3 separate regions of the Homo sapiens genome follow, and regions 2 and 3 are each linked to region 1. A link is a loop called in an ENCODE intact Hi-C map of the cell type or tissue named here. Cell type or tissue: A673. All regions are shown on one strand. Links, peaks and the distances in the headings refer to the core of each region. The heading gives the core; the rest is flanking DNA.

The links. Peaks named below come from ENCODE experiments on the same cell type or tissue, not always from the same donor. Only the 100,000 strongest peaks of a DNase experiment are listed, where the experiment ranks them.
Region 2: it touches region 1 in a loop (8-fold over the local background); 12 of 110 quality-filtered maps call a loop at or near these places.
Region 3: a loop joins it to region 1, with 8 times the contacts of the local background. A loop is called at or near these places in 3 of 110 quality-filtered maps.

The regions. Positions count from the first base shown.
Region 1 is chr4:180,660,302-180,670,546 of GRCh38, forward strand. No RefSeq gene overlaps it. Among named protein-coding and RNA genes, the nearest start is that of LINC00290, 490 kb to the right of the region's middle. In A673, for the core only: CTCF peaks have their summits at 4,659 (motif pointing right) and 6,101 (motif pointing left); DNase peaks (open chromatin) are centred at 4,710, 5,370 and 6,060; H3K4me3 peaks cover 736 bases; H3K27ac peaks cover 1,906 bases.
Region 2 is chr4:179,862,933-179,873,177 of GRCh38, forward strand. No RefSeq gene overlaps it. Among named protein-coding and RNA genes, the nearest start is that of LINC00290, 1.3 Mb to the right of the region's middle. In A673, for the core only: a CTCF peak has its summit at 4,544 (motif pointing right); a DNase peak (open chromatin) is centred at 4,559.
Region 3 is chr4:180,055,751-180,065,995 of GRCh38, forward strand. No RefSeq gene overlaps it. Among named protein-coding and RNA genes, the nearest start is that of LINC00290, 1.1 Mb to the right of the region's middle. RefSeq lists a silencer at 2,701-2,830 and an enhancer at 3,291-3,370. In A673, for the core only: CTCF peaks have their summits at 1,616 and 4,620 (motif pointing right); DNase peaks (open chromatin) are centred at 3,161 and 4,631; H3K4me3 peaks cover 2,989 bases; H3K27me3 peaks cover 3,483 bases.

The DNA.
Region 1 (10,245 bases), core at 1,229-9,228:
CATTCTTAGATTCAACCAGAAGTTCTAGAAAATCTAATACAAGATACATACAGTTCAGGAGTATCCAATTTTTTGGTTTCCCTGAGCCACATTGGAAGAAGGATTGTCTTGAGCCACACATAAAATACACTAACACTAATGAGAGCTGATAAACTTTTAAAAATCACAAAAAAATTCTCATAATGTTTTTAAAAAGTTTACGAATTTGCGTTGGGCTGCATTCAAAGCCAACCTGGGCCACCTGTGGCCCAAAGCCACGGATTAGACAAGCTTTATATCATGTTTTAAGTATGATGTAGTGTTTGTGAGATTGTATCCCATAGTCTTTAGTTCTTTGCTTCCTGAATTTTCAGTAAATATCAGACTGCAGTATCATCGAAAGTCTGGAAACCCTTCTAATTTACCTTCCCTCTTATGCCTTTATGGATCTATCCTTGTTTAAAGGTGACTCCCTCTGGCATAAACACCAAATATATTCCTCTACCCCCAGGAGCCATTTCCCACTTCCTGGTTCTGTGTATTTGACTCTTTTTTTTTTTTTTGAGATGGAGTCTTGCTCTGTCGCCCAGGCTGGAGTGCAATGGCATGATGTCGGCTCACTGCAAACTCCGCCTCCCGGGTTCAAGTGATTCTCCTGCCTCAGACTCCTGAGTAGCTGGGATTACAGGTGCGCCACCACATCCAGCTAATTTTTGTATTTTTAGTAGAGGCGGGGTTTCACCATGTTGGCCAGGCTGGTCTCAAACGCCTGACCTCAGGTGATCCGCCTGCCTTGGCCTCCCAGAGTGCTGGGATTACAGGTGTGAGCCACTGCACCTAGCCTATTTGACTTTCGATGCTTAAATTTTAAGTATTTTTTCCATTACTTAATGAATCATATTTTGCTTTCACAAAAAGAAAGGTGTTGTTGATGATGTTTCTCTTATTCTAATACTGAGGATCTTAAAAAAAATGCTAAGCCCACAGAAACACCACTAGCTTTTCTTTGCTCTTACCTTCTTGCTCATGTACCTGAATTCCATGTATAAATTGCCCCTTTTTTGTTTCACTTTTATGTCTTGTTATATAGTGTGATTATATTCCTCAAATGTATTATCTGACTTATGCATATAAAGCAATGATACGGTGATATAATGACCATATCTATGATATAATGATATACATTATAAGCAGAAGTCATAAATATTAGCATGTCATTGCTTAAATTATGCAATAGTTAGTGCTAATGATAAAAAAATTGCATTAGCCAGTATTTGGTTCAAAAGGTATATACTTGTTCTCATCAACAAAGCATATTGGTACTCAACTGCAGGCCACCCTCATGCATAAAGAGCACCTGCTCACCCTCCACACTGAAAACGTTGGCATAGCCTGACCATTTCCCCTTCAGTGCATTCTCTTTTTAGGGTCCATTAATTATCTTCTAAGAATAGGATCACTTTTATAAGGTCTAAAGTCAAAAGGCCTGTCTTCTACATATTTGATCCACTCTTTCCTCAATCCCGCTCTGTACTCGTGTGTTCTATTCTCCATTCGGAAGTCTCTCATCATGAGTTCATATTTTTAAAAATGTTCCTGTAGTATAGATTAGATGAGTCCCTCAAATCCTCACCTAACACTTTCTTGCAGTATTAATCTGACTAATTTCTGACACTAGAGAATTAAGAAATTGTTTCAGAAATGTTACATCTTGGCTTTCTTTTGCAAGTTCATAATCAATCCAGACAAAGCATTTCTCCCAGACTGTGATGCCAAGGAGTAGAGCTAGACACATTGAATTTCTGTAGAAATGTTATGATAAATGCTCCTCCTGCCTCCCTGTCCTCATTTTAAAAATAGTTATGTAATAGACTCTAAGGCCACTCTCAACACTAATATATATTTTCATGATTTAATTTAATTTACATATATTAAAAGAAAATGGAAATGCATTTATTGTGCCATCTCCACAGATACGTTAAAACTTTCTTAACGTGATTTCTCATCTCCAAAATTTTAGTTTGTTTTTTTCATCCTTAAAAAACACATGTGACCAAATGCTATATAAATACTTTTCACTGCTCATGTCAAAAGTTTCTTGGCAGTCATTTTCTTATAACAGTTTAGAATACTGTGTTTGGAGGACCTATTCAGAAGGATTTACGGTTTAATGTACTATAATAATAATATAGTATACATCATACAATATCTATAAAAGAAGTAGTATCTGAGGCCAATTAATGCTGGCGTTGCACTATAAAATGTGGTTTTATCATAATCACAGTCATAATCACAGCCTATTAAAGTACACATCATCCAAATCTCATTTCCAAATTGTTTCATGTCACAAGAAATAAATTTATTATGCAGAAGTGTTATTTTATGTGCTCATGTTCATTAGATTCCATTTCATTGGTAGATAGAGTCATGGGTTATTGGTTTGATGGTTTATTTTTAAATAAAATGTACTTTTTCAAAAAAGAGAATATTTTTAAATTTTTCATATTTTTTCTAGACATCCACTGACAATTTTAAAAAGTTCTATCAATGATCTATATTAATAATACATGGCCTAAATATTTCAATGGAAGAAAACAGATCAAAATACTAGTCTCTTTTTAGCTATGGAAAATTTAAAGATGTGTTTAAATAAACAAAGTAACTAAACCCTCAATCCAGTGCCAACAAGGCATTCTGACAACAATGTCCCCCACAGCCAAGAGTCACATCGTGAGAAAATAGCCAGCGAATATAACCTGATCCCCCGACCCTTGTCACTGCTTTGTGATCAGATCTTACTATGCAGTGAAAGAAACAATGCTATTATTACTTCTCATGAAGTGTCTTGTTTTTATTTCTCTTGTAATTTATCTTCAATTGAACTGATATTGATTTCGTGGGGGAAAATTGCATAATCTCCAAGGAGATTTCTAAAGGCTAATCTTAGTTTGTGCTTTATTTTTTTCCATAGGTTTATTCTTGCCAGTGATTTATCTACCTAATAACATTATAGATAAAACCTGATCTTTCCATTTATTTCTTCAAGAGCTGTTCATGTTTGAGCACGCTTTGTCCTTAATTGCCTGGGGATTTTTCGATAGCCCTGTCTTTAGTGGTCTGAAACAAGTTGCAATATAAGTAATTAAGGCACTGCGCAACAGAATCTACAAATTGCTGTTTAGCTTCCATGTGTGATATTTAACTAATTGTTCATTGCTGTGCAAACCTTTAACTTCATAGATGTCATGAATTTAAAGTGAATAAACATTGCTTTTCTATTTATTAAAATAGTGTAGTGTAATAGTGAATACTAAAGCTTCCAGGTACTTTAAAATACCATCTTCCACTGTCTGCTGTGCAGTTTAATTTCAGACTGTTGAGGTTATCAATCATTCCTTAGAAAACTGTAAAATACGCTTGACTTCTACAGAGAGGCTATAGGATGCAGTGAAAATTGAGTTGCCAGGGAGTAAGAGAATTGGACTCTAGATCATCTCTGCCTAGCGGTGCTCCCTTTTCTTCTGTGGTTTTGCTACCTCACCAGAAAAATTAGGTATTGCATTAAATGACTGTAAATGGACTTTCCAACAGAGTGTCTTTCTGGGGGGCTAAAGAGATTTTATGTGGAGTGCAATCAATGTCTGGAAACAAAAATGAGAGCTAAAATATGTACTATGCTACCTAGGAGAAATTTCATGCAAAGTTTTAGATTAGATGTTTCTTTCCCCCTTAAATATAGACACATCAGTAATCTCTTCCTGAGCTTGAATATTATATTCTTGGCTAATCTGGCAACTGCTGGTGAAGGGAATAATTTTGTTTGCTGTAGAAGAAAGAAAGGCTCCACTGAAAACATATTCAGGAAGTGGGATGCATGACTGCGTTTTTCCTAAGTTCACATGAGGCATTGTGAACTTTGTTTGTGCCTGCTATTTATTTTGTATGGTCGTTATTTCCCTTGATATTTTGTTTGCAGCTTTTTCCCCTCTACGGTTTGATGCCTGCGATAATAACAATGCCCCTGCAAAACAAATCCACAATGAGTAAATAGCAATGGTTCTTCTAACCCTCTCTCAAAGAAGAATTTGATCCCTTGCCAGGCATTTTCTGTTTCCCTAGGCCTTTAAAATGACCTTAATTTGCAGACATAATCTGGCATCGTTGTCGCCTGTAACAGAGATGTCAATATTAGAAGTTTGAATCCTGGAATGATCACAAGTGGGATTATTTAATTCCTAAGAAGGCTGGCAGTTGAGGGCAAGAAAGATGCATTTGGAACAATCTCCAAGAGTTTTTTGTTTTTGTCTTTGGTTTCCAACTAGAAAAGGAAAACAGAGATTCAAATCCTAAGCAGACTTTTCAAAAGACAGGCTTCTTCCAAGCAGTAAGAAAATACTATTTCTATTCAAAGACACTTGAAGCTTGTGTTCCTTCATACCTGCCTGGGGTGCTGAGTTTGCAGAGCCTTTCTGCAGACACCTGAGGTTTTTATCAATGAGAATCATGAAGCTTTGGAGAAATAATATACAATAAAAGAGCAATAACTGCTCTTATTAGGCTCTTTCAAGCCATCTGGTGTGATTTTTTTTTTTTTTTTTTTGCACTTTCACGGACAAAAAATTTTGTTGATAAAATTGCCACTGAATTGTAAGTCATGCATCCTTATTGGAAGGCTGATTCTTTGCACCACTAGGTGGCAGTGTAGTCACGTACTTATGGTTATTCATCTGCCAGCTCCTAAATAACAGGGCTTCCGGCTTCAGTGTTAGGTTTCCAAGCCTCTCGTGCATCCTAATATCCATGTCTCCTTTATTCAAAGGACAAGCATATCTGTACTTAAGTGATTTACTCTGTACATCAAGCTCTGTGAAATTTGCACTTATGTTTTGCTTTTATTTTCAAAGAAAACACTTGAATACATTTTCAACAAAATATTACAAGTATCATGCTGATCTTCAACTAATTATTTTTTTATTTAAAATGCTCGGTATGAAAATGTTTTTATGAGCACATGAAAAATAGAAAGCTTGAGAGATGTAGTTTAAAAAATATTATTCTAAACTCACAAAAGTAAAGCTTTGATCTGTCTCTTGAATTATTTAAAAAAGAATAAATGAGCATATATAATTCAAATCTTGGAGTACTATCAAGGGCATCACTATGGGAATTATCTAATGTATTTATTTAAAATATTTTCTACAGTAGACTTTCCAGAAATAATGATGCTTAGAAGAGGGCACTTTTAGTGTTATAATTTTAGTTTGGAATAATTTATGCAAATAATATAGAGTGTTCTCTAGAAATATCCTAGTTTCTTAAGGAATGATGTAGTCTCTTGGATTCTTATATAGAGAAGCTTGTGGTATCTTGTTTCGTATATTTTTGGCAAACTGCCACATTCCGGGATGTCTTTATCACCTTGTTTGACCCACAAAGTGCAGTATCTGCAATGTGGACAAAAAAAAAAAAAAAAAAAAAAAAATCAATAAAATTATTTCCTGCTTCTCATCACTTTCTTTGTTCTAAAAGAAAAGAAAATCCAAGCCCTAGTAGATAAACATTATCTGACCAAACTCTTTTGCATATGTCTTATCTAAACTTTCTTCTGTATTTGGCTGCCTATACAGTCTTACTCTAATATTTTCTAGAGAAACTGGTGTTACGAAAATGCCGGGGGTTTGGTCTAGGTCTCCTTGCTTGCCACAAAGAAAGCCAATCACTAAGACAAGGAAGATTGCCAGGGAAGACTTTATTCAGGTGCTGCAGCCAAAGAGACAGGAGATAAGTTTCAAATCTGTCTCCTCAACCAACTAAAGTTGGGGGGTTTATATATCAGGGAAGGAATGTAGCTACCTGCAGGGAAAAAATCAATTAGGGAGGAGTAAGGAAGTAATCAAGGTGGATGAGGGGCCCGGCATCTCATTTTCTGGATGTAGTCATCTGGTGAGTTTCAGTCCCTTGCCTGAAAGTTGGTTTTAAGACAGGGAGGGTCAATTTCTATGTTATTAAAAAACGCGTAATGTTGGATGAAAAGAGGCATCGCAAATTCCCCTAGGGAGGTTTTTTTCTATTTGGTCATCCAGGGCACAGGGCTTCATCCATGCTCACAGTGCCCCCTAGTGACAGAACAGAAAGAACTCAAGTGTACTCTGAAATCTAATGCTCTGTGGCTAATACACATTATGACCTATGCTAATCCTTTTCATTTCATTACTTTGGGGATGGATCCTATCAAAACATATTTGATATTTCTATAAACTCTACATCTCTATGAATCAATAAGCTTCTTCCTTAAACTCATGCATCAATCATTATCAGACATGTTAGGGAGGCAGAGACAACGTGGAAGTGGCAAGAGTCTCTGACACACAGCCCACGTTTCACTATTTACAACCACACTGGCCCCAGCTAACATCCGTCAGGAGACTGAACACCAGCACTATGACTCTTATGCTTTTTGTGATGTTCTTACCAGGTGTGTAAGGCATGTGATAAGATAATGTATAAACCAGAATGTATAATTTCATCTGTAGAGAATAGTTTAGGTAGCGGGGAATTCTGGCATGCGACATAGAGGCACACATAGATTTTCCTTCATCTCTCTCTATTTCATTACTCTAGTCATTTGAACATAATGCCCAAATCATTGACTTTTCAATATTTAAGTCCCCCAAATTGAATGACATGACCACCCTCTCACTTGTCACATTTTGGCTTTTTCTAAGGACTTTCATTATTTATCTACATTGATTGGATGACCTTTGCCATCTATTTGCTAGCCTTTAAAAGATTTAAGTCTTCCATAAGCATAATCTGGCCGCATTCTTCCCCAAATTAATTAGTATTATTGCTCTCCTGTCATATATTCATGAATTGTGCTTTCTTTTCTTTTGCACCTGCTCTGACTCATTTCAAGGCTGTGTTATCCTAATGAAATACAAAGATTGACCTTTACTGTGCAATCTAATGAAAAATGTACTAATTTTAGGGAACTAAAATTTAACAAATTTCTATCAAGGTAGAATGCGTGCTTTTGTAATGTTGAAAATATTGTAAATATCAATTACTATATATAAAAGAACACATAGCAACATTTGCGAAGACAATAATGCAATGTAAAGTTGAATGAAATGGAAGTAATTTTCTATATATTTTCCTGGTTCTGAAATAAGAAACATTATAGTACAGCTTTGAATGGCCTTGATTTTCTCTGTTGGCTGCAGGGTTTTGCAGCACTAAAGTTATATTTTGAAGTACCTCAAATTTTCCAGACTCTGCAAGAAAGAAAAATAAAGGTATATTCGTTGTGCCACAAAATAAGTACAGTTAGAATATTGAAAGAATGCTTAATACAATCCTTTTATGTAGGCAATTGGGAATTGATGGTGCAATAAGTCTAAAGAGATTTGTAAGGATATTCAGAGGAAGTATTGATATCTGAATTATCAAATAGTTTTCCAAAAGTTACAAAATGAATGACTTCCTGCCATGCTCAGGTATAGAGGCTCATTCACAGTAATTGTGGGGCTTGGCTTTGAAGTTCATTGTACCAACAGTTATCTCAGGACGATGTCTCCAACCTCAAGATGGTACCAGATTCCAGTAAAGTGAAAACAGCACATCACTTTCAATAAGGTTGTTATTTTATTTTTAATGTAATGATTACAGCCAATTTTAACTTATAAATAATGACGTATATTCTTTTTTAGAATCACAAAATCAAAATAATTATTTGGTCCTTTTGCACATGATACTGTTAACACATTGCCACCAGTCCACCAGCTTAGAAGTTACAGGCAACATTAACTGTAGCCCCAGTGAGTAAGGCATTATATCAAAAGCATGATAACCTGCTACTTAAAGTGTGATGTGCACATTTTGCTGAGTTCTAACTTATCATATCATATACTGCCAAATACTAGGTAAAATTCCTGCTCCTAGACATAAAATTTTGTCTTAAGGAGAGTTTAGCCCATCAAGCTCCCTGAAAGTATTTGTTTTCCTGCTAAACGCTTTGCCTCTTTTTTTTTTTTTTTTTTTTTTTGAGAGGGAGTCTCACTCTTTTGCCAGGCTGGAGTGCAGTGGCGCAATCTTGGCTCACTGCAACCTCCGCCTCCTGGGTTCAAGCAATGCTCTGCCTCAGCCTCCCGAGTAGCTGGGATTACAGGTGTGGGCCGCCATGCCCAGGTAATTTTTGTATTTAGTAGAAACGAAGTTTCACCATGTTGGCCAAGCTGGTATTGAACTGCTGACCTCATGACCCACCCGCCTTGGCCTCCCAAAGTTCTGGGATTACAGGTGTGAGCCACCGCACTTTGCCTCTTTAAGAATGGTCTGTTGAGGAATTAATACTGCCGAAGCAGGATTGGAATTTTAAGATATTTATTTATTAACTTAATTTGTGGCTAGGAATTTGGGACATGGGATGGAGACATTTTGATAGGACGTGAAGGGGAGTTAAGTCACAAAGGAATGAAACGGTGAATGTGGGGGTTTATTTAAGCGAGAGAACACTCCACAGGGTGGGAGCAGGCCACAGCGAGCGGCTCAGGGGCCTGGTTACAAAGTTTTCTGGAGTGTCTGTACCCGATCGAGGCCCCTACTGGCTACCCCTTGTGTGGATAAAGGACTTGGCCCATGGCCAATTAGAGGCCGGATTGGATTGCTGTCCTCTGCGGATGAAGGGATGGTCCGCGCTTGGCCTGCATCAATGCAAAGCAAGCTCCGGTTTCATCTGAGATGTTGTGGGGTGGGGTGCGGGGTTGTAGGGAGAGTAGCCTCTGATCCTTTGTTACTCCAGCGTGGAGAGATGGGGTTTTCACTTTTGATCCAGCCGTAGGAAGGCAGCACAGATTGGCCTTAGGTTCCTACCTCCAGACCTGGGAGTTTTCCCTTTGACTTAGCTTCAGGAAATCAGCACTTACTGGCCTGGGGTTCCCTGCCCCCAGTCCCTGGTGTCTTTCTTTTGATCCAGCTTTAGGAAATTAGCTCGAATTGGCTTTAGCTTCTCTTCAGACCTTATTCTCCTGCCTCACTAGGACCGAGTGACCCAGATGGAGCAGAACCAAATGGGAGCTCGAGGGAGGAGGCTTTAGGCAGGGCACTCAGAGGCGGGCATTATTGACGATGGTGGAGGGACTGGAACTCACTTAGGACAGTCTTCAACTACTTTACACAGTACCATTGACCAGAATAAGAATGAAATCACTATGTGACAGTTTCCAGGTCTAGGAACCCCCCGAAATAGATCCCATAGGTGGAAAACCCAAAAGGTATTCATTGCTGCCTCAGCTCCTCCATCGCCTCCAGAGACTTCTGTTTTTAGTATGACCTTGTCGGTCTCCTCTCAATGTCTCTATTCTTGGTCTGGAATTACCCAATTTACCTTAATTTAGTCTTACTTATGGTTGTTTTCGAAGAAGGAAGACAAGAAGATCATGTCATTGGTATGTTCAGAGATGCAATTGTGTTAGCACTGTTTTACAGAAAATGCAGCTGAAAGTCAGCAAGTTTACTAAGTGACTCACCAACACCACCTGGCTAGAACCGAGATTCCTTGTGTTCCTCCGCTCAACTGTTTCCAGAGCATGAGGTGGCCTCTTAATAGAGGACTATGTCTTTTTTATAATTCATCAAGCTGGATTAACTGTGCCAAGAACTCACTGAAGCTCAGAATGTTACAGCATTTTATTCACTACACTGCTTGAGTGTGACCCTAGTGAATTCAAGGTTAATTGCTAGAATGACAGAGCATATATTGTAGGCACTGGTGAAAGACACCCGTGAATGTTTGCTACCTTCTTTATGTGATATTAATTTACTCATCAAATACTATCTACAATTCAGCAAGCAATGATGATACTGAGAAGTGCCTTGTTGTATGTGTGTAGAGAGGAGGAAAGGAGGGATTAGTAATTCATCATCTCCATTAGCCCTATCCAAGATTTCTAAAAAACATAAAGTCGAGGTAAAAGTAAATAAAAGCCAAGAAGCAGGGCCACTATGATAGCGTCTAATTGTGGATCTTCAACCTGGAAACAAAATGTAACTGAACTTTTGTGCAGTTATATTTTCAGTTTTCTAAACTTCTGCTGGAATTTTCATGTTATTTGATTGCATAATAAGTATTGTTTAGGGTCAAGTTTAGTTGGTGACTTTGTGCCATCTTCTTGTTAGCTTTTCTAATTACATTTGGTCCAAATAATTCAGATCATTCTACTACCTATTCTTCTCACAACTTCTTTGCTAAGTGGGTGAATACAATAG
Region 2 (10,245 bases), core at 1,183-9,182, 800 kb before region 1:
AAGAATAAATAAAACTGCCTTTATTTACAAATGAAATGGTTGTCTATGTAGAAGATATAAAGGAATTAAAAAAAAAGAAGTAACAAGTGAATTCAGCAAAGTCACAGAATATAAGCTAAACATTTTTTAATCTATCATGTTTTTATATACTAACAAGGAGAACATGAAGCCTGGAATTAAAAATACATTTGCATTTGCAATCAATAAAAAAAGAAATATTTGTGTGCAAATGTAACAAAACACATAGACAACTTCTATGCTGAAATCTACATAATGCTGATGAAAGACATAAATGAAGTAAATAAACAAAGAAATATACACTTTTCATGCATTGGAAGAGTCAGCCTAGTAAAGATGTCAATTCACTTTCCATTGACATACAGGTTGACCATAATTTCTAATAAAAGCCCAGAATGATTTTTTTGAACTACAGACAAGTTTATTCTAAAATTTCTTTGAAAATTTAAAATACTAGAATAGGTAAATCTATTTTCAAAAAGAAGAATAAACTGAGAGAGATCAGTCTACGTATTTTCAAGACCCATTGGATAGCTACAGTAATCAAGACTGTGATAGTAGCACAGAAATAGACATGTAGATGAATGCAACGGAATACAGAACCCAGAAAGGCCTGTGCAAATACTGTCAACTTATTTATGACTACGGTTCAAAAGCGACTCAATAGAGAAAAGATAAACTTCTCAACAGATTCTGCTAGAGCAATTGAACATTTCTGGAGAGACCAAAAAAGATAATTAATCTTAACCCAAGTTTCACACCTTACACAAATCAATCTTAGAGCTAAAATGTAAAATGTACAACTGTAAAAGTTTTAGAGAAAATAAAGATAAAATATTTGAGATCTAAAGCTAAGCGAAGAGTTGTTAGACAACACCAAAAAGCATGATTCATTAAAAAAACACAAAAATTTGACTTTATTAAAACTAGAAGCTTTTGCTCTATGAAAGACCCTGTTAAAAAAATGAAAAGACAATTTAAAAAAGTAGGAGAAAATATATGCAGACTACATATAGAACAAAGGACTAGTATCTAAAATATGTTTTTTGAAAGCTATCAAAACTCAACTGTTAAATTCTAAACAATCCAATTACAACATGAGCAAAACACAGAAAGAAACACTTACCCAAAGACATACTGATGGCAAATGAAGACATGAAAAGATGTTCAACATCATCAATAGGTCAATGCAAATTAAAATCACACTGAGATATCACTCTATGCCTATTCAAATGGCTAAACAAAAATAGCATCTATAACAAATGACGGCAAGGATACAGAGAAAATGGATCCTCACATTGTTGTTGGAAACGTGACTTGGTACCACCAGCATCACCACTAGAAAGCATTTTGGCAGTTTCTTTAAAAATTAAACATGTAACTATCACATGACATAGCAATTTCACCCTTGCTGGGGGCATCGATCCCAAATAAATAATCTTTATTTTACTGCTAGTGATGTGTTAATGTTTCCTGTTGTTAGCATGTTCCTTTTTCTTCTCAATCTCTGGTATTTTCTTTTTTGTATATGTAATTAATGTGTATTTATGAGAATATGTGGGTGTTTGGGCATATTTAAAGCACTGATGATCATAATTGTTGTATAAGCATTCTGAATTGTTTTTATTACTAATCATAGTCTTTTTCTCATTTACTGCTTTTCATCTGAACTATATTTGTTCCGATATAAAATTCTCAATCCTTGTTTTTTTATTGTTTCATTTGCCTGGCGGGTTTTTGTTCATTCCTCTGTTTTTAGTCCTTTTGAATCACTGTTTTAGGTGTGTTCCCTAAGACTGGGTTTACCTTAATAAACCACTCTGAAAATCTTTGTTGTAAATTATTAATAGTAAAACACACTCATGTTTATTGATGACATATTGTCCTCAACTTTGTCGTATATTTGTATTATCACTCCTGGATTATAATGATAAATGTCATCATCAAATTTGTAAGGGTAATTAATTATTTATTTATTTATTTACTTTTGTTATATTTTAAATTTACTTTTGAACTTTTTAAAAGGCTTTTATTTTTATTTTAGTATTTCCTTTGCATTTACAAATTTGATAGAGACATTTTTTCTTGCTTAACATTTTACAATGGAGTCTGTCAGTTTTGAATGGCGATTTTAATTCTTACTTATTCTCTACAACACAGTCAATGACACCAATATACTTTTTCTTTTTTTTCTGTGTTCTCCTTTTTTGGTAATGATGCACTATTTCTGTGTTGTCAAACATAAAATGTTCTCATACTTTTCTTCACCCATATCCTTATCTTCAGCTTGGTATTATAATTAAATATATTTAAGGTTTACATCAGCCTTTTGCTATAACCTCCCCAGTTTTCTTTTGATTGATTAACTTCATCCTCCAGTAGATTCTTTCAGAAGCACAGGTGTATGCATTATTTCCTGAGTTAATTCATATTCCAAACTATATTCTGAAGCCTTATATATCTAAAACTCATTTAAATACAAATTCCTTAGTTTATACTTTTTTTCTCAAGCCTCTTGAAATTGCTACTTCTCTTTTGCCTTGACTTCTATGTTATCTTGAGGAAAGTAATATCACTTGTTATCTCAAGCAAGAAATTCACTTAAATTACAAATTCTATGACATAAATGGAAACAATCCAGGAATCACTTATTTAGAGTAATTGCCCCTACATAAAGATCAGTGTTGGTCAGGCGTGGTGGCTCACGCCTGTAATCCCAGCCCTTTGGGAGGCCGAGGAAGGCAGATCACAAAGTCAGGAGTTTGAGACCAGCCTGGCCAACATAGTGAAACCCCGTCTCTGGTAAAAATACAAAAAAAAATAGCCAGATAGATTGATAGCTGTGGGTAAGACAAATGGAGAAAGGTTAGTGGAAGAGGGAGGTGAGTATCACTTGTAGCCCTAAAATCAACTGCAGAGCTGGGAGCTGCATAGTATCTTACTAACTTCCTTCTAATTTCTTCCTCTAGAAGACAAGCCCACGGGAACTGTGGAGAAGGTGCTCTGCAAATATGCAAGTAGATTTGAATCCGTGCAGTAGAAAGGATGAACTATCTAGAGGGGGCATCACCCTTTTTCTTAACCTCAGCACATGATTTGAAGATAAGAAGGCTTACCAAAACTTCTTGCTCCACACTGTGTATTTGCATTTCAGACCTAAAACGCAGAAGCATGTCGTGTATTTTAAAAGATTGCTTTTAAAATGATTCTCCCAAGCCTTATATTTTTCTAGAGAACAAAACGGAGGTGAGTTCATGAATAGAAAAGACCTAATCTTTCTTTTGATTCATGCTTATATATCTGGAATAAAGCACAGAGATGTCTAATGATTTTATGATAATATCAACTATTTTTCCTGACTTCTTTTATTCAGCAAAGCAGAGTTGCTTCTGATGGAATTCTGAAATAGAAATTGTTCCTGAAACTAGGAACTATTAACTAAGAAGTGTATTTGAGGTTCTTAGCACATAATTTGGTACAATCATGCCTTATGAAGTAATAGTCAAGAAGCTGTATAGTGTTTCCAGCTGACAGACATTTTTATAAGAAAGGGTCCTGTTCTCCCCAACCAGACATAGGGCTTCACACCCATCTTGTTTCCTGGACCCTCCAACATAATATAGTAGATCTTCAATTAGCCTTCAGGATGTAACTTATTGTCTCTCTACTCTGACATCATCTTAGTTGTGTTACAGAGGTAGACTATCATTTTCAGAAAAACAATCCATACTATACAAACGATATCCTTATAGCACACTGGAACCCAAAAGCTCTTTATTATCACATGTAGGGTGAAGCCCACAAGAGCTTGAGGGCTTGAGAAATGATACTCACAAGTGAGTCACAGAAAGTTCTCTGAAGAGGAAAACTGGGAAAGGATTGAGATTCTCTCTCAATCTTCTGTCCGCTCCATCCTTCGCTTTCCCTTTGATTTCCTCCATCCGTCATTCCTCCCGCTCTCTCATTATCTCTTCACTCCATTTATCCTCCTTCCATCCTTCTCTCCTTCTCCTTGCCTCAATACTTTCTCTCTGTCCCTTCCTTTATCCTTTGCTTCTACTTCTGCCTTATTTAGAATTGTGAATGGAAATCAGCTTCACCTTAAGCTAAATTGTCTTATTTACAAATATTTAAAATAACTTAAAAGACTATAAAATTTCTAGCAAAAAGAACTTTGCAATATAGGATAAGTATGGACTACCCTTTTACGTATTTTTACCTTTAAACTATTTCTTCTATTAGAAGTAACTTGCATGTGTTCATGTCTAGAGAGCAAGTGGTGGTTTAAAAGACGTATTTTTTATCTTTTTTTGACTTCTTTCATTCCAAGACATTACCTTATTAAATGTGATATAAATACCAGAAAGAAGCAAAAAGTTCTCATAAAACTGTAACTATTTAACAAAACTTACTAAGGTATTTTCACACACAGACACCCACCAGAGTGCTGTGAAATGAACCTATCACGGTGTCCTTGGTGAGTGAGCGATGGGTGGTTATGCCCCGTTTCTCCTGCAGAGGGCAGCTCCAGACACCTCAGAGCTAAGGCAGTTTCTGTAACCTCCTGGCCTGCAACTGGGATGATTCCTGTAGCGGGAGCTAAGACACCATGGCCTGAAAACTGCTCCTACCGGCTGCCTGAAAGGGGTATCCACCAGACACCTCTGACTGGGGCCAGCAGCTACACAATGGGGACTCAGTCGTTTTCAACCAATACAGAATAAATGGGTGTGAATTCTTCAATTGCATATATGGGCCTGATTGTGAACTAGGGTGGAAACTGTCACTAAGCCAGTTCCACTCTTTGCTCTCCCAAAGGAATTTTCCCATTAACAAAAGAAGTTGTGTCTCCTTATCTTCAAATTGCTTTTTTTTTTTTTTTTTTTTTAGAAAATAAAGCTTTCCTTTGCTTTTCCTTGGGGGTACCTCGTGATCTTTTCTTTTCTTTTTTTTTTTATTTGAGACAGAGTCTCGCTCTGTCACCCAGGCTGGAGTGCAGTGGCGGGATCTCAGCTCACTGCAAGCTCCGCCTCCCGGGTTCACGCCATTCTCCTGCCTCAGCCTCCCGAGTAGCTGGGACTACAGGCGCCTGCCACGACGCCCGGCTAATTTTTTGTATTTTTAGTAGAGACGGGGTTTCACCGGGTTAGCCAGGATGGTCTCGATCTCCTGACCTCGTGATCCGCCCGCCTCGGCCGCCCAAAGTGCTGGGATTACAGGCGTGAGCCACTGCACCCGGCGTGATCTTTTCTTAACAGTATATATACACATTAAAAAGGCAGACAGAGAGAGAGAGAGGGAGACAGACTTTAATATACATTATCCATAATTGTTAGTGGAGAGTATATTATGTATATTTTCTATAATATGTGCTAATAGAAGGATCTCTCATATCCATAGATTGATAGTTCCAAGTCAAAGGTTGCAGTAGATATAGCCTATTATTACATGGACAGTTAAATTGCCTGGAAAAATAGCCTCCTCTCCCAGCTTCTCTTTTTAGTGAGTGTTCCCCAAACAAACTTTGTAAAACAAAAGTTTCATTTCATTCATATACCTGCTAATATCCTTGATTGGATATATATTAAAGTCAACATGTATTAAAGATAACAATTTATTATCTAGTTGCTATCTTTTAAAACAGCAATATGGAGCCTCTTAACATCTAAACATCTCAAATATATTTCTAAAGATAAACTGTATGCATGCATTGTACCTATAAAATTGTATATTTGCACTACTGTCACTAATTATACAAAACACACATAAACCTATCCTATAAACGAAGTACTAAAAATACACTAATGTACCTTGAACTATATCAAAGTGGGGCTATATATATTTTTTCTGGTTTTAAGATTATATGATTTGTTATAGTCTTAGTCCTTTCCTGTCTTTATACCCATTCCCACATGTGGGATGAAAGAGAAATAGAAGAATAGCATATGAGGTAAAGAGTTTTTTTATAATGATAAGTAAGAAAATGATACACCAGTTTGAAATGCAGCGTTTCAGACAGTCGCTTTCATTGTTATTCTGAATATTCAAATAAAAAAGAATAATCTCAGTGGATTCCTTTGGAAAAACAAATAAATTACAAAATGAGGAATGTGTATTTGCCCATCTGTGCATTTTGCAGCCATCATGACAAATTGTTGATTTGATACCATGGGCATTATTAAAATCAAAGTCCTGCCAATCCTGCTTTCATACATAACAGATTATACTAATTATCTATTGGGGCCAAATTCACACTCTAGCTATTAACTCTTATTTACCTGAATAGAAAAATCAAGTACCCACAATATAAAAGCCAGCAATGTCCAAAACAAAAAATAATTGGACTGGAAGATGACATTAACCGCCTAATACATTCTGATATCAATTTCATTTCCAATTTTTAAAAAATTGAAAAAACATTGTACTACTTTGAATCAGGCTTTCTGATACCGAATAGCCCTTCTAGTCTTATTACTCCAAACAAGCCAGTGAGTGACTAAATTTTAAATTTCGACCTCTCCAGCAATATTCTTTAATTTATCTGAGCACCTGTGTTTTCCCTCAGTTTCATTTCTATTCTCTCTGGATGAAATAAAGAAAGGATATAGTGTGTATATCCTCTGGTGGATCAATTAAATTAATGAATTAATGAATATCTGTTTAGCAATCATTTACCAAGTGTATATTATGTGTCTGATAATCTAGTCTATTCCTCGTGAATTTTAATTATATTATTATTAAGATTGAAGTGTTCCCAATGTCTATGCTCTCTAATGTAAGAGATCCATTCTTTCATGAACCACCCCTATCTAAATACTTAATAAAAATTCCAGGTGGGCTTACATTAAGATCCTATTATCCGTTCTCACTGCAGTGCCAGGCTGGACAGTATCACCACATTTTCACTCACAAGTGCCCATTGGTGCTGCTGTTATCATCCTGGTGTAGCATAAGGCAAGAGCTTCATCTGGCTCACCCTTTTGGAGAGGGATGGGATTGAGTGCTTCCATTCTTGAGGAACGGAGTGATGAGAGATAAAGTGAAAAGTTCACTAAATTAACCGAGCTGTAACCAACATTCTGGCAAAAATTCTTCCCTCCTATCCACACACACACACAGGAACAAACACATAAATTTTTCTTCAACCTCACCCAAAGTCCCCTATGAGTTCCCAAATTTATTCAACATGCTTTCTCTGTGGAATGGTTTGGCTTATGCACCTTTAATGACACATTCCCATCTGACCTTTATTTTCACCTCTTCACTAAAGCTTTTCTCACTAAAGTCCCTGACTTCCACATCACTAAATCTAACGGGCACTTCACCATGTATAAACTCCAGCAGCTGACCTGGTGGTCCACTCTACTTTTTCTTTCTTAAGACACTATTTTCCTCATTGTTTCATAATACCCCATGATCCATGTTTTCCCCAAAATTCTTATGCTCATTTTTATCAGTTTTTTTTTGCTAGGATTTACTCACCTAATTGATCTTAAAGATTAGTTCCCCATGTCTCCATCTCTTGTCTTCAGTCCATCTTTTTCTTTCTCTCCCTTTTTCTCTCTACTTTTTCATCTGCTAGTTCTAATAGTTCCACCTGTGCACTTTTCAGCTATGAATTTCACAATAATCTATAGACAGACAACTCAAATAGCTATTTCAAACTTTGATTTCCCTGCTGAACTCTAGGCCAGATTACCCAGCTGCTTTTGATGGCTGCAATAAGATGCAAACCCTTCAGATAGAGGCAGCATCTTCAAAACTAATGTCACTCTCCCCATTCCTTATATAATATACCTCATATCATTAAATTGTACCACCTTCCTCAAATATGTTCAAACGTGAAACATGGCAGTCCAATATGCCTCTCTTCCTTTCTTATTTCTCCATTTTCACTGATATTATCTCTTAAATATCACTCACCTCTTTTTCCTGCCTTCAAACTAGCCCAAGACATTGTCTTAAGAAAGTATCTCTGTAGATTTCAATATCTTTTACTTTTCTTTATACAGTCCATCTTCTACAATGTAACAAAAATGTTATACTTGAAACACAATATGATTACCTTACACGTCTGTCTAAAATCTTACAATAGTTTTTCATTGCTTTAGGAGAAAGTTCAACATTTTTAATGAATTTGAACCTTCTTCCTGTTTGTTCTCAGTATATATGCACATTCAACTCCTTCAATTTCTTAAACAGTTCCAAGCGTGTTCTCAACTCCATATCTTGAGATCATCTAAAACCTGTACCTGAAGCAGTCATACTCACCTACCTCTCCTTCCTTCCCAGCTCAACTTAGATGTCACTTAAGTCATTATTTCTATCCCCAGCAATTTTAAATTGCCACCCCGTACATTCAGCTAGCACCCATGTACTACAACTCTAGATTTTTCACTAATTGTATGTCTCCTGCACTTGACCGTTGAGTCACAATAGTAATAATATCTTCTGAGAGAAAAAGGATGCAACTATCTCATTCTACTTTAAGGTCTGAGAGAAGATGGCCTAATGGATGTCAAGTGCTATATCTCTTTTAATACCAAAGTCACTGTCTCCTTGGATATGCATATGCAAAGAGAGTCACTGGTTCTTGATGAATTTTGTTACCAACCCTCAAACTATATCCAGAATGAAAAGATCATTCTGACCCATATAACTTGGAATCGGGTCTGGATTGATGGTCTGTATGTCTTCTTCCTTATACTGAGTTATATTTAGGAATCATAATTCCTTTCCAATATCCAGACACATGTTGGAGCCATCCAGTCTATCATGGTCTTGTGCCCTCTTGAAATTCATTTATGGTCAGACTTTTTCTCTTTTTCTTTTGCAGGATTCACCTCAGTACTTGTATAAGTAAGAAAAGAATTAATTGCCTGAAAGAAAGTTATTGTTAAATTAATTTTCATCAAATTTCCAGCTCCTGCCCAGCAGTGTTGTACTATTATAGACAAATTTCTGGCAATGTGCCAGGAGCTGAATTTATACAGATGAAAAGACATGATATCTGCCCTGAGGAAGTATGAGAGAGCATTTTATGTGTCCATTTGTGTAGGTTACTGTAGCAAATTATTCAATGAAATATTAATACGGATTTTTCTGGGAAGATATCTGGTAGATGTGATTGAAGTCCTTTGTGAATTAATTCTAAGTATGGGAGATTATACTAGATAATCTGGGTGAGTCTGGTTTGATCAGTTGAAAGACCTTTCCAGAGCTAAGACTTTCCGGAAGTAGGAGAAATTCTGCCTGTGGACAACAGCTTCAGCTTACACCAAGAGTTTCAGCCTGCCTTTCCGGACAGCCTACCTGATGGATTTCAGTTTGTCTAGCTAGCCTCCATAATCGTGTAATCCAATGCCTTGCAATAAATTTCTTGGTACACATTTTACATTAGTTCTGTTTCTCTAATTGAATACTGACACAAGAAGGAGGAAGAGACTAGTAAACAAATAATGACCTCAGGTAGCAGCACCATGAAGACACAGAGAGGAAAGCAACGATGTCTATGCACAGAGAGGAATGGGGGTTCAAAATATATTATGGAGAAGTTACAAGTTGTATTAGTTCCTGAAGGATTAACCATAAATTATGTCCTAATCACAAGCCAGGGTAAAGACAGCCAAAAGCAGGGTGGAAAAAAACACATGAGAAAAGTAATGGAGGCATGGAACCCCATGGCAGATTTTAGGAAAAGCAAGTTGTTGCTGTACAGGTATGGCAAAAGGACAGAGTAGACGGGATAAAGTGACAAATAAGGAATCTAGAAACAGGATATAGATCATGAAATTTATTTAATGTCATGTTTAAGTGTTCTGAAAACGTTTGAGCAACAACACAGGATATAGAGCTGTGTTCAAATACAATCAAAATTTTGTGTTAGAAAAAGCTACTTTTTCTGCTATGTGGGGGATGAATTAGAATGGAGCATATTTGAAGACATATGATAAACAAAAGTCAAATTCAATGGCAAATGTGAGGAATGTGGAAAGCCTGAGGCGGGGAGTGCTGCTGTGGGTGGAAATACAGCTACTAATTATAGATATATCCAAGAGCATGTAGTTACCAATTGAATATAGGGAGTAAGGGAATTTTCCAAGTCTAGAAAGTCACTCCATTAATAACTATACCAGAAGACCCTGCAGCAGTAACGAAGATACCTAGGTCAAAAAGGGAAATGGAAAATCTGAGAATATAAGAAATGTAAAATGATTTCAGTGTTAT
Region 3 (10,245 bases), core at 1,067-9,066, 600 kb before region 1:
GCAACTTAACTGTTTAGGCAAATTTTCACAAATTCAGGATATTAAGCAGGGTTTAAGAGGGATTTTCTGATGACTGCTGATGTTCTCGGCCAGAATCAAGGGATTCTCATACTTTTCTTTCTCTCCATGTTTCTTATATTCTTATTATGCCCCTCCTCTACCACCATTGCAGCTTCCTTCCCTTACGGTCACAACTTCCATCCCTCTGTCCCCTTCAGAACCTTTCTATGTCCTTTTATTTTCCATCCCTTTAGTAAGAAATTAAATAATATTTTTAAATAAATTTATTCAATGCAGTTACACATTTTTATATTCTACATAAAGATAGTATATTTTTGTTATTTCTGACAATAACCTTTGAAAACATTAAGTTATCCCTTACTACCTATGTTTAATCTCATTTTCCTTCTGATTCAGTGACCTTAACAAAGAAATAGGCTATCCACCCTGTTTATGTATTCGTAATTTTAATTCACCCTACACATATTTTTAAATTTCTATGAATCAGGCCTTAGGCTGTGGGTACAAACATAAACACAATCATTGAAACAGATGATGTTTCCAGAAAATAGACATTATACAATATTCAGTTCTTTACTATGATGATGAAATCAATTCCTGGTTTCATCTTTTCTCCATCTAATAACTGTGACAATGATGTTTGCTGCATCTAGAGTCAATATCATTCCCAGCATCAAATGTGTGTTTCTCTAGTAAGTGAATACAGCCATCATAATGTGGATTGCAAAACTCAGTGAACACTGCTACCACTGGACACTGGAGAAGAGAAGCATATTGGGTGCAAGTGTGTGGGGAAATGGGGAGGAGGGACAAGGAGAACAGCTGCATTACCTCAGAGAAAATTAGAAAAAGTATGCTGTTTTAAGAGTTGTTCAAACTATGGTGGTGGGTTGGGGAATACGTGTGTGTATGTGTGTATATATATATATATGTACGTATATATGTGTTAGATACATATGTATATATGTGTGTGTGCGTGCATGTTAGATTCATATATGTGTGTGTGTGCGTGTATATGTGTGTGTGTATACAGAAAACGCTGTATGTAAAACACAGTCGAAGCTATCAATATCAGACAGGTATTTCCCTATATTAGAGGCTGCCTACCTCTGGAGCAGGGGACTATAATTCTGGAGAAATACATGTGTTTCCAAAGCTTTGGCTTTAAAAGTGCACGTGGTTCTTTCAGATTTTGAGTGAAACTCTTACTATCTCACTGGCATAGATGTCATCACAGACGGGCACATCTTCATGTCCGCCACTCAGCTGACCAGTAAGGCACTTTACTGCCTTTTAGGTATTATCTCTAGATTCCTCCATTCAATAAAGGTCTTAAATTGAATTATGGGTGGCCGTTTTTCTCAGTAATAAGCCGGTGTTTCATGAGTACGGGAGTAGTTAAAGGTCCAGAAATGGGCATTTGCTGTTTTCCTTCTTTGAAAATGGCAAGTGCACATTATTATGCTGGGGCAAGAGAACTAGAACATGCTGAAAAGATAAACATTTTTTTTTCCACCTAAAAGATAAACATTTTTTTTCCACCTTCTCCCATTTTCTGACCTCACCTGTTCCCCGTCTGACCTCTGGGGGGCTTACTCGGGATGTCAAGGAAAATGTAAAGTATGTAAAACCGGCTCCTTAAGTAGTATTTGTACCCTTAACGGTGAATTTCTGAGAAAAGATCCAGAAGACTAAGAAATGCATAGCTAATGAATACATTTCAGGGAAATTGGAAGGTTTGGATAGAAAGGAAAGCACAGTTTACATACATATGCATACTGTGACGGATCAGGGCAAGGACTCCAGTGTCACCATCTTCCTGTATCTGTAGACCTTGTACAATGCAGTCCAAGGCTGTGAGGACTTCGGAGGGCAAACGCTGAGGAAACCAACCTGCCTCCAATTCCAAGGCGTGAGATTTACATTGCAGCCTTTGTGATGCTGCTTAGTTAACTGGCTGTATTTATGCAGATCTATTGTAGACTTACTTCCTTTTAATTTTTCCCCCTTTTGTGACTGAAATCATGAATTCCTAAAAATAAATAAATAGCAAATCAAAGGAGAAAAAAAAAAGCCAAAACAGGTTTACCTAACGGGAAGCCTGGAAGGGCTGGCGTTGGAGAAGCCGCTCGGAAGCGGGGCAGGTAGCAGAGAGCCGCCCGCCGGTCTCCGGGTCTACGCCCAGGGCTCTTTCCAGCCCGGCCTTTGGGTAACTGGTGTGGGGGAGGGCGGCCGGCTTTCAGGTCGCCTCTCCCGCAGGTTTGGGAGCCCGGTAGGCCGTGACTGAAAGACCGTAGCAACAGCGGTCAATTGCCGTTTTAGAGCTCATTTTGGGGCGAATGGTAGCAGCAGAGCCACTGCCGCCCTGGCTCTTGTAGGTGGGTCTGGAGTGTCACGTAGGCACCCCAACTCGCGCCGGGGGCCGTGGTCCGCAGACTCCCACTTCATTGCCCCGGAGGCCTGAGCCCGCCCCGCCCGGCTGTGGCTGCACCTTTCCCGAGAGTCGGGGCAGCGGCGGCTCGAAAGTGGAGGCAGCCTAACCGCGTAGCGCTGAAACCACCATTCACAAATGCAAACCCCTGTCTTCTGTGGATAAACGGTGGCGGCGCGCGTCCGAGCGTCCCCGAGGGGCTGTGGGGAGCCCCCGGGGAGAGCAGGAAAGGAAGCGGGGTGGCGGTGGCTAGGAAGCGACTGAGCCTTCTCGCCCGGCCGGCGGAAGAGGGAGCCGGGTCCCGGCGCGCCGAGCCAGCCGCCCCTCGCGCAGTTCCTCGGCCGCGGCGCGGGGTTCGCCCCGCTTCTCCCCGGCAGCAGCCGGCTGGGTGCCCCCGGCACAGCACAGTGCGGCAGGCGGCAGCGTCCTCCCCTCGCCTCCCCCACATTCCCTCACCTCAGCCAAGGCGGCAGCCCCGGCGTCCCCGCCCGCCCGGCCCCGCGCCCCCGCCCGGAGCGCCCCCACCCGTTGCGCCCCCGCCGGGTCCCGCCGCGCAGCCCCGCCACGCTGCAGCTGGAGCGACCGCCGCGGCCGGCCCCGCAGACCGGGGAGGAGGAGGAGGAGGGGAAGCCGGAGAGGGAGGCGCGGGGAGGAGGGATGGAGCCGGGAGGAGGAAATAAATAAATAAAACAATCACCTCCGCGCCAATAAGAGCGAGGGAGAGAGCAAGACGCGACCAGAGAGCCACCGGGGCCCGCTCGCGCGCCTCTGAGAGGCTGTCCGCGCGCGCGCGTGTGTGCGTGAGTGTGGATTTGCCGGGACTGGAGCTGGAAAGTTCAAACTAAACGTGTTGCTCTCGCCGAGTGCCGAGGCCGCGGCGGAGGCTGCCCAACTTCCCCGGGCCAAGTGAGTGGCGTTGCCCAGCGCCTTTGGCGAGGCGGCGGCCGCTCGGCCCTGCGCCCGGCCGCGGCGGCGGCGGCTCCGCTCGCCCCGGGAGGGAGCCCGCGGCCAGGGCTGGACTCTCGCCCCGCCACCTCCACCGACTCTCTCCTCAGCCTCCGCGCCTGGCACCGCAGCAAGGTACGTGGCGCTTCCTGGCGCGGCTTCTTCCCTAGCACACCCCGCGCGGATTTTTGGCTGCCTAGATTCTTCCCCTTCCCGGAGTGGTCATCATTTGTCAAACTTTACCTCCACCTCGCACATGCGGGCGGCCGCTGCAGCCGCCCTCCCTGGCGGCATGGGCTCCGCTCGCTGATGGGAACCGAGAGGAGGGTGGGGGGGAGGATCTGCTGGCAGCGGTGGTTCTCATCTGGATTAAGATCGTATTTCGGAATAACTCGCAGGTCTTACCTTCCGGGGGTGTCCTTCATTATGATGTTCCCTGTGATGCTGGTAATGGTTTTCCTTGCTCCTTCTGCACGGAAGGACGTACAAGTTTGCAGGAGAAGGTACATGAAAAGCAGGTGAAGTTTGCAGCCACTTGACTCCAAGAGAGGAGTAACCCTTTCTTTGCAGTAGCCGCTATGGTTTTGAAGCAGCGGCGGCGGCGGCAGCGGTGACAGCGGTGACAGCAGCCTGGCCGGTGGCGGCAGCTGCACGTTGTCCCGTCTGTGACTGGAAGAAGGAGGAAAAGTGGGGCTGCCTCGTCGGAGAGCGCAACTCTGGAGCTGCCTGCAAAGACGCTGCGGGGGAAAATGCTAAGGGCTCCCTGATCCTTGGTAAATCGTGTTTGGAGAGGCATGATTTCCTTTTGTGGTATTTATGTGCTTAATAACAGACATGCTTAAAAATCTCTTTAAAACTTTTATGCATACGATTTCCATTTCTAGATTAGGTGAAGGACTCTGAAACCTCTCAGATAAATGCCAAAATCAGTAAGATCAGAGCGGTGTGCAAACCTGCAATGAATTGCCCAGTGCCTTCTTGTTTGTAACGTATCACCTACTGGGAAACGTATCTTCCGTGCCATACTATTTTAGTAATAGTTATAGGTTCATTATTATTATTTTTTTCTTACGATGAAATAGGAGGTTTTTAGTGAAACAAAAATTTAGAAGTCATAGTAAGTTTCCAAGCAACGTGCTTGAGCCTTTTGAAGCCACCTGCTGAATTAGTTCATGTTACTTTTCAGAGGTTACCACTTTGGTGCAGGAGATGTAGACATATCCAGCAGATGGAGCAGTGGAAAACTATACTGGAACCTGCATAACACTCATTTATCCCGATGTAATCACAAAGAGGCCAAATAAATGTGTATGGAGCTCACTTTAGGGGAGACACTGGTTTTACTGTCATATTTGGAAAAAATTTTGTGTCTACTGAAATATGATTGGAATATATCTGCAGAAACTTCAATTCTTTAGGCTTCTTTTTCATTCATAAAGCATTTGAAAATAGTTTTTGTGCATATTAGAGTACAGGATGATTCATTCATGTCAGAAATGTCAACTGGTCCTTTGGTTATATATTGCAGTGACTCACAACGACATGAAAAACAATGCATTCTGCCATAATAAAAGTCTAATTATTGTGTTATAGTTTAAAAGAGTATAAAAACTTGCATTTGAACGTAAGCAAACATCATTTTGAATACTTTTTAGTATTCTAAATGCAACTGAATTTGTGTTTTGCAAAGTTAAGATAGCTAAATACACTTATTTCTTCAAATAATTTACTGCAGCTTAAATTGAAGGAAAAAGTTAATAAAACTTTTTAGTCATTCTTGTGAATTGATGTTCCTTTTTCCTCAAAATTTCATGAAATTTAGATCTGGTGTGATCTGGTCACATTCATTTTACCTTCAGAGACAAAGACAAAATTCTTCAAAAGCCACTTTAAAAAATCCTTACATTGATATATTATGGTAACAATAACATGAGGAGAGAATCTGCCTTCCTACAAAAATTTTAAAACTTTGCAATCAGTCATGCATCTGAAAAAATAGCTTTAAAGTGAACAGAGACAAATGGGCTGCCCATTTCACAGGCAGAACGGCAAAGACTTAGGCACCTGCTTTGTTGCACCGTTTCAGGAAAGAACTGGTTCTTCAATCTAGTCTGCTCATCTCCCATCTCTTGCTCCTTTCATTGTGTTTTGTCATAGATTTTACCGTGGCAGAGAACTGAGCTTAACTACTCTGAAAAAAATCCTATTAGGTCTTACTTTAATGTCATCATTTAGCAATTTAAAAGTTACAGCCATACAGCAAACATATTAAGGAATTTAGAGACAGACACGATGCCATTGAAAAATGTAGCACTAGCAATCATTTGAATTAAACATGCTTTACACTGAGGGCACATGTTTATAAAATATATGTGACTGTTTTCTAAATCTTCAGATAACGTCTGTAGCAAAGTACTTACTTTTGCATTCTGAAACTATGTTTCTTTCACATTCGCATAATATCCAAGAAGGCTTAGAACTCCCAGTGTTATAAAATAGTATAACTACCTTTCTGAAGGAACTAATTTTATCCCGCCTGTTGCCACACAGATTAAATGATTATAGATTTTTCTAAATTTATTCCATTCTAAATTTATGCCCCTTTACACAGGCAAGAACAAAAGGGTTTCAGTGTAAGATGCTGAAAGTTTTATGCCATATTTAAATGTTTGAAAATATGAATACCAGACATTTACTAATTTATCATCTCTATTAAATGTGTTAAATTCCTCCAATATAACTCTTATTGATAGTTTAAAAATCAGCTGGTCAAAGCAATGTTAATGTAGTAAAATTAGGTTAAACGTAGGTATATTATGGTCATTGCTCATGTGATATATGTCTTCAGAGAAAACCGGGTGCCTTGTAAGTTTTTCTGTAAACTCAATATAAATGAAATGCTGATAAGATTGACATAATTTTGATATAACTTTGACATATGTATTTCTACATATTTTGAGACTTTAAAAATATAATCACTAAATACTCTTCGTATAGTACTGAGCGTTTTCAGTTAAGTTTATTGGACTGATAGAATCCTGTAATATGCTACTGAAGTTGAGTTCAAGTTTATGGAGGGAAATATTGGATACATACATACATACATACATACATACATACATACATACATATATACATACACACATGGGTCATCAGTTTTCACTGGGAATCTTGGTAATGGGAGTGGCAATGTGCCTATTGAAGAATTTTGGAAAATAGTCTAATCATCAACTTTAAATTCTCATTTTAAAAACTTGATCAAAAATAGATATCTGTTAAGTAGAGGACCTGTGTTTAACCTAAGCCTCGTGGTAATAGTTGAAGCTTGGCATTCACCAAGTGTTTGCACTTGTTATTACAGTAATTTTAATGCACTTTCTGCATTATTTGTATTTTCATTCCATCTCCTTAGGACATTGTTCTAATAGAGCTATAATATAGCTCTATTAGGTAGTTTTCTTCCAGCACCATAAAATGTAGCCACTGGGTTTAGACTTAAATATAAAACCGCAATTACATTTGCACCAACCTAATATTTCAACTGAATTAAGTTTTTGAAACTCATATAGAGGGATTGAGAGATTATGAAGAAGCAGAGATTTTGGTTTTTTCTCCATTAAGTTATCTTCTGGGAGTTAACATGGGTTTATCAGTCAGTGAAGATCAAGCAAAAGATGAAACCTTTTATCCTTTAGTTTCTGTCTTGTCACCTGCCTGTTTGGTTTCTCTTAGTGTCAAGTATGACTGAACATGACTTTCACTTATAATTTATAGAAAAGGCATATATATTTGAAACTTGGGTGTTTTATTGGGAGGCACTATTAGTTTTTAATAAGAAGAAAAAGTTTCTAGCGCTATATATAAGGAAAAAATCATAATATAAAAAATTATTCTAGATGAGTACAGCAGTGAAAAATGTATCTTCCGATATAAATTTTAGCAGAAATGATGAGGATGTAAGATTTATCCCAAATAATATTTCCAACTTTGAGTATTACTGTAATTTAATTTTTATATGTTAATGCCGTATTGGGTACAAACACCTTTACCTTTAACTCTCTTTAATTACCACTTCTTTGTATAAAAGTCAACGAAGAATATAGCTTAATTATATATGTATAATATGATTGTTTTATGGCATATGTTATATGATATATATCTCATAAAACATATTTTTAACATGAGTACAGTTTTGCTCATACAATATTCAGGGATAGATTTTATTTCACTGATTATCCCAAATTTTTTTTGAAGCCCCAGAGTCCTCAGGTAATTTTCTATATGTTACTGTATAGGACAGTTCTGCCATATAGCTTTAGAGATATTTAGTCATAGAAATATAATTGGGTAAGCTGCCCTACTATTCACGTAATTACCATGAAACTTGTGATAACCTCTAAATACAATATGTTATATAAACTGTTTATATTGTTACCAAGGGATTAAAACCATGGGACAAGATGAACATAGTCATTCTTTATAGTGGTCAAAAACTATCTTTCATGTTTTAAAGGACTTATATTTAGAACTTATTATGGAAAAAGGTGGATGGATCAAAAGTGGGTATCAAGTGCGTGAAAAATTATTTACCAGAAGCACACTTACTAAGTATTATAATAAGCATACCTTTCTAATTATTATTTTCCAAAGGTAGGAGATTGGAGAGGCATAATTAAAGGTACCTGATATTATTAGAATAAGACAGTTGTCTAACTAGCATTTTCATTCTGATAGGAATATGTTTCATGATTTTGATTATTTCACAGCACCCTTAACAAATAGAATTATACTGTGTTTTCCAATATGAATATCTCAAAGGTTTTGAAATGTATGATTGATTATGATCATCAGAACTCTGTGACTAAACTGAAGGCAGCTAACACATAGAATACTGCTGGCAAATTGAGAGGCTGAATACTGGTGTTGCAAAAAGTTTAAGTTGATGTTACTTCCTATATACCCCCAAATCAGTATTATTACTACTTTGCTAGTACTTTTATTATGAATATAAATTATATTAGATTCTTATTCAACCTTCCATGCTTAAATTACAGTATGTTCAAGAACTTGCTTTAGTAATAAATATTGATAATTATTGTACGACAGAGATCTTTACTGGTAACATTAGATTTAGAACATTATTATGCGAAACAGACAATAAAACAATCTCTGCTCTGGGTCTATAGAATTTACTAAATTAGTGCCATGGGCATGTGAGAACAGAAAGTGTCCATATGTCAGCTTCAACTATATGACAGAGGGAGAAAAGTGAGGAGACACCTTTCCATGAATGTCTTCCCTCCAGTTTATACCACCAGTTTTCTAAATAAACTTTATTTTAACATTTTTTAAACCTGGTCACTTTTAATGAGAACTAATCACAGTCACAAATATCAGTGTATTAATGGATTACATCAATACTTAATATTTTTTCATCTTATAGCTCAATCCATCATTCATTAAGCGGAAAGATTTATTCACATTACCTTTTTAAAAATAATTCAGCAATTATATAGTAGACTGATTTTTAATAGTTGTCTATTAAAAATAAAATAAAGCATAAAATAAAAATAATAAAAACTAAGAATAAGTTGTTGATGTAGTTTTTAGGATTTAATTTTGTTATTTAGAAGAAGATAAATATTTATAGGTTTAAGTTTTGGTTGTATATAAAATTAACAGCAGCAAGAATAAATAATCCCATATTTCAGCCAAAATGGCAACTAGAAATGATAAATTGGCTTTCTTGTGTATATGTGTGTGTGTGTGTCTTTTAATTTTCTATGTCAATTAATATGTACTATCAGTAGAATAGAATATTCTGAGAAGATAATGGTATCTTGTTGAACATAGATTTAAAGGTTAAGCAGTTATTATTGAAAAATAAACATACCAATTTACTTTCCATCTCTAAGCCTTTTTCTTAAAGTATATTTACCTAAATTTAAACAGCATCTATAATATTGATAAAAATTTTTAAAACATAAATGTCAAATTAAGTGCTCAATAAATATTAGGATCTGTCTATCTTTGATCTCTTCTTATTATCAAATAAAAATCAGTACACTGATATCTTTCTTTTAATAACAAATAGATGCAAGATAGTCTAAGGTTAACAACCAGAAAATATTTGTTTTGTGATGGGATGTTCATAATTTCTTTTTCTCATTGCCTTACAGATTTATTTATTTTAATTTCATGTAGGATATAACAATTCCTTCTGCAAAATAAATGTTTTTTTTGATAAAATTAAATACACTAAAGTGCCTTCAATTCTTAAGTATGTTGCCTAAAGATTTGAGTTTCAAAAGTATTAAATTTATATTTTGCATGTGTCATTATTTATATTGTAGGATTTTTCCCAAATACAGGTCCTCTTGTGTTATCATTGTGAAGTTTTTTATTCATACTTTTCACATTAATACTTTTCCATACAACTTAATTATTTTGCTTTTTATATTCAGAGCAGAGTTGACAATATTGCAGTTATTGCCAACTTTATTTTATTTTGATTTAAAATATGTTAAACTCATATAAAGTATTAACACTCATAATATGTATTTTTCTAAAATTATTTGTGTGAGTCAAATTTGTTAGTGATTTCTTCAAAATTTTATTTGTAACTATGGGATCAAAACCAAAAAGGTTAATTTTCATGTAATTAAAGGTCAGTGATTTTTTTATTGCTTGCTTACAATTTGTTTACTTCTTTAAGAAATCTAATAACATTTTCAACAAAACGGTGTTTCTTATTACTTGTGAACCTTATGCTTTTTAAAATTTTGCTTTTAAAACAGTTCACAGTGATTAATTTGAACAAAGAAAGCAAAAATTTAATGGTTATTGTA